2 separate regions of the Mus musculus genome follow, and region 1 is linked to region 2. Evidence: chromatin loops called from intact Hi-C (ENCODE). Cell type or tissue: left cerebral cortex. All regions are shown on one strand.

Region 1 (2,500 bases), 860 kb after region 2:
ACAGGCTATGTATGTATGTTGCTTGGCCTTCATGTGGGTCCCAAACAACTGGATCAGGGCCTCTTCCCAAAACCTGTTGCCTGTACGTGGGATATGTTCTTCTAGCTGGGCTGCCTTGTCTGGCCTCAGTAGGAGAGGATGTGCCCAGCCTCATAGATAGGATGTGCCAGGGTGTGGGGATATCCAGGAGAGCCCTCACCTGCTCAGAGGGAAATGGAAGTGGGATGGTGGGGGAAGATTGTGGGATGGAGTGATCGGGAGGTGGGCATGTGTGGGATTTAAGTGAATGAGGAAAAAAAACAAAAAACTCCTTATCTTCTCTCTCCTGGAAGAAGAGGAGGCCTGGCTCTAGCAGACACAGTTGTCTATAAGCACACAGTGAGCATTGAACATAGGCATGGTTGACCTGGTGATCTGGGGAGGGGGAAGTGACAGTGTGGAGACAGAAGAGTGTGCTGAATGGCTGTAAGTTAGGGAAAGCTAAGGAAAGAGGGGTTGGACTTCTACAGAGTACTCTCAAGTGGGGCTGGATACCACTGTGCTCCGCAGCTCCTTCTTTCCCTCCTCTCCTCCTCCTCCTCCTCCTCCTCCTCCTCCTCCTCTTCCTCCTGCTGCTCCCCCTGCTCCTCCCCTCCCCCTCTCTCTGTTGTTTTAGGCAACACAGGGGTTCTCAGCTCAGCAGTTCCTTTTAAATATGCCCCGACAGGAAGCATAACACAAAAGTCACAACTCCCACTTCCTAAGAGCTTTCTCCTGACCATTCTGAGTCTAAGGCGGATCTGGTGGATTTCTATATAGTAGGTGATGCCATTTTAGGTACTATACAATTTTTCTAAAAAATAATAAGCAATTTTCAGAATGATATGGAGGTCACAATCAAACTCAATGCAGACTCTGTGGAAGACTGTAATGGAGGAGACAGAATAACAGTGGTTCAGGAAAAAACATTTGCAGAGACTAGGGAAAAAAATCAAGCAAAAGTCCATACAAAGTTTCAGGTTTTTTTTTTTTTCCTTGAGAGCATTGAGGCACCTTAAGTAGCTGTCCAGGTTTCTCAGTGTCTGAGATGACTGAAGCAGTTCCTTGTTGCCACCCAAGCTGTAAAATAGGGACTAGCGTGTTCTGCTGCCACCTTGTGGCGGAATTGTGCCATTAATAAAGACACATTCAAAGTTACATAGGGCTCTTTTTCAACAAATACTAACTTGGAAAAACTATTTGAAATTCAGCCGACTTCTCCCTTAAAAATATAATCAAGCTAGGAATTGTGGCACATGTTTGCAATACCAGAACTTTGTAGGCTGAGGTAAATGGGCCATAAATTCAAGACCAACCTAGGCTATGTAGTCAGCCTGAAGCACATGATGAAACGCTCAACGCATAGACAGACAGCTAGGCATGGTCACTCATGTCTATGATCTCAACATTCAGGAGATTAACACACAAGTCTGAAGTAATCCTCATGGTGTTTGAGGTTACATAGTGAATTCCAGTCCATTCCAGGGCACAGTGTGAGGCCGTGCATCAAAATCAATTTTTAAAAATCCCAATAAGTGAAAACATTGGTATTTATTAAATTATAACATTAATGAAAATGATGAGACATTTATAAGTGGAGTCATATGAAGTTACCATTTAAAGTGGTGGTTTAAAGATTATCATTAAAGTTGCTAGGCACCATCCAATCAGATGAAGTCCTTAATGTTAAGGAAGAAGAACGGTGGATACCTTTTCCCGTCTAGTGGGCAAGGATTCTGCCAGTGGAGTCCAACTGCAGCCATTTCCCTGGTTTGCAAAATCTGAACTAACCAAGCCCCATGACTTCATGAGCCAAGCTGTTCTTTTCTCATCCATCTTCCTGTGTGTGAGTGTGTGTGTGTTTGGGGTGTGTGTGTGTGTGTGTGAGAGAGAGAGAGAGAGAGAGAGAGTGTGTGTGTGTTTCTGTAGAAAGCCTTGCCATGTGTGAAGATGACAGATGACTTACTAGGACTTCTGAGAAGGATAACTTCCTCCGTAGCTGGATGTGGGGGGAGGGCACTCACAGGGTGAGAACGTAAACTTTCAGGAAAGGCTTGTTCTCCTCTCAGTATTTCCTCCCGGCACTCAGAAGTTAAGGTTGGAGGTGGCTTTGATCTCTTTCCATCTTCCTGAGACTCCCTTACAGATTCTAACCCCATTTTGCTGGCTTTATTCTTAAGAAACACAGAGGCTAGTTTGGGTCCTCACACAAGATTCGTGGAAGAAAGCAGATGAAAGGAAGAGACAGAGACAAGACAGGTAGGTAGCTCAGAACAAGGACTTGAAAGCAGAAACCCTTTGATCCTCTGGCCAGGAATGCCAGAAGGGAGCTTGAGGGTTTTAAAATCTCCTCCTAAATGAGCACCACGCATGGAGGCTCTACCCAAAGGTAGGAACTGAAACCATCGTGCAGACATTAACCCTTTCTGTCTAATAGCTATGGAACTGGCTCTATATTTTCATAATGAAATGGCTCTCTCTA
Region 2 (2,500 bases):
AACTAGATTAGACAGGACTTTAGTGTCTGACTCTACTTATTGCCAAGTGACCACCTAGTCTCCCCCCATCCCCAGCCCATCTCATATAAAATCTCTGCTGCAGAACTAGTATTATCTTGTGGCAGAGGCCAGCCAGGACCTGACACAGAAGGTGATGGCTAGGCACTTTCTAAAGGACTGCCTGAAAAATCTTTCTATGACATTCTGTCAGTTTTGGGGACAAAGCAGTTGACACCTGAGTGTGTGTGTATTGCACATACATATCAATACACACATATACACACATAGAGTTTGAAATTAGTCTCCCACTCCCTTTGCTTAAATGTTGTTTCTGTGTTTACACTTGTGTATGCATACACTTACACACACACACACACACACACACACACACTCTAAGACAGACAGACACATACTCAAAGACAGACAGACAGACATGCAGACAGACATACACACACACACACACACACACACACACACACACACACACATACAGGGAGGGGGAACAGGGCACAGATGCAGTTAGGAATAGACAGGGAGCAGAAAGATTCACTCTTCTTACTGACAGAATCTAATCTTGAGATGAATTGGTCCCTCATAAGCCAACAGCTGGGTTTAACAGTCATAAAAAAAGTACTCCCGCTTCATAGATCAATCTGGAAAGGGCTTCATTCCAAAACAATCCAGAGACATCAATCGCAGTTTTCAGGATTGATTACATCCAATTCAAGCCACAGTGGCTCTGAAATTAGTCTCCACCCTCTCTGCTTAGGTATTACACTTCTGTGTTTCTGTGTGCACACACGAGGGGGAGAGGAGAGAGAGGGGGGGAGGGAGGAGAGAGAGGGAGAGAGAGGAGGGAGAGAGGGAGAAAGGGAGAGAGGGAGAGAGGGAGAGAGGGAGAGAGGGAGAGAGGGAGAGAGACAGTCCAAGGACCATAAACTAGTTCCTTCCAGTCACAGCACAGCCTAATGGTCCACGTGATGCAGGGCAGCCTGCAATTCAGGCACATATTTTCTGGGTCTACTCTGTCAGTAAATAATATGACACAGATGCTGCTGAATATTTTATGATGAGCTTGCCCCAGGAGTCCCTAAATGTTTTATGATTTCCGAGGAAAGCAAGCAAGCATTCAGAGCTGTTATGTTCAGCAGCAAGCTCAAAATCTTTATTATGTCTGAGGTAAGAGGACTTCCTTTCTCTCACTTTTGAAAGAAGACAAAGGCGAAAGCGTCAGATCACGTGACCAGAGTAAACAGGAGCGCATAACACCTAAGCGGAGGGGGTGGAGACTACTTTCAGGGCCACTGTAATGATCCTGTGGCTTCAATTGTACGTAATCATATCTCGGGATTGTTTTGGAATGAAGCCCATGGAGCAGGAGTACTTTTTTGTTTTGTTTTGTTCTATGACTGTTAGGCCCAGCTGTTGTTTTACGAGGGACCAATTCATCTCAAGATTAGATTTTTGTCACTGTTGGAAATGAGTCTTCAAGGCCTCCTCTTCACCGTGTCTATATTTTCTTAAACAGCAGAGGGCGCCCTACCGACAGCAAATTTAAGGCTTTCCCCACGAGGGTATTTATCTCCCTCTTTGCCCTTGTTACAGCATTTAGTGGGCTCAGTGAGTTGGTTTGGCTTATTGTACACCGGTTTCTCCTTTATTTTCAAGCTGTTAGGAAGTTTCTATATCTAGATGGTGTGAAACTCTAAATACTGGTCTGAAATAAGTCTGTGCTGTATGTGCTCAATAAAATCTAGTAAAGGAAAAAGAGCTACGGACAATTTGGGGGCAATTTTCCAACGTTGACTCAGATTTTAGTTTAAAAAAAAAACCAAACTAAGGAAGCAGTTGCCTGTGCTCTTCCTCACTTTCAATGCCGGGAGCCTCATTTCAGATGGAGAAGACTTAGCAGATATCCACACCTCTCCTTACCAATTAAGCAAAAGTCTCTTGCTGCAGGAAGGCTGTGTCGCCAGCTCTTTCCAGGCTTCTCTGGTGATTTGCATACGCAAACAGCATCCAGCCTTTGATCTGTTCCACTGGAAGAGGCAGGCAAGCATAGTTTTGGCTGATGCGGAAACTACTTGTGTAGCCTTTAGAATCGGTCTTAATTTAGAAATCTGACAGACTATAACCCTTTCTACAGCTCTTCATTCTGCGCCCATCTCCCTCCAGTTTTTTAGGCGAGAATCAGCACTGCAGCATGAGGTCTTTGGTAAAATCACAAATCCTTTCTCTAAGTGCCTTTGGCCATACATCTCACCGCTATTTTCCTTTCTCGGACCTCTAGTTGTAGCAATGGCTTGCCCTTCATAACTCCACACTGCTTCCCTCCTCCTTCTGGCTGGTTTTATGCCTTTCTTCATTTTCTAGATGCAGTGAAAGCTGAGACTTCCACACAGAGAGGGAAAGTGGTTACTTAAGATGTTGCCACCCTGCATCAGAATGTCTTACAATTTTCTGTTCTTGAAGACTAGGGAAGATCCTGGGAGATGCTGCA

The links. Peaks named below come from ENCODE experiments on the same cell type or tissue, not always from the same donor. Only the 100,000 strongest peaks of a DNase experiment are listed, where the experiment ranks them.
Region 1: a loop joins it to region 2, with 6 times the contacts of the local background. A loop is called at or near these places in 8 of 42 quality-filtered maps.

What each region holds. Positions count from the first base shown.
Region 1 is chr4:49,626,087-49,628,586 of GRCm38, forward strand. No RefSeq gene overlaps it. Among named protein-coding and RNA genes, the nearest start is that of Gm45952, 4.6 kb to the right of the region's middle. In left cerebral cortex, a CTCF peak has its summit at 1,147 (motif pointing left); a DNase peak (open chromatin) is centred at 1,130.
Region 2 is chr4:48,770,047-48,772,546 of GRCm38, forward strand. No RefSeq gene overlaps it. Among named protein-coding and RNA genes, the nearest start is that of Gm52718, 3.9 kb to the right of the region's middle. In left cerebral cortex, a CTCF peak has its summit at 1,541 (motif pointing right); DNase peaks (open chromatin) are centred at 1,530 and 2,025; H3K4me3 peaks cover 462 bases; H3K27ac peaks cover 325 bases.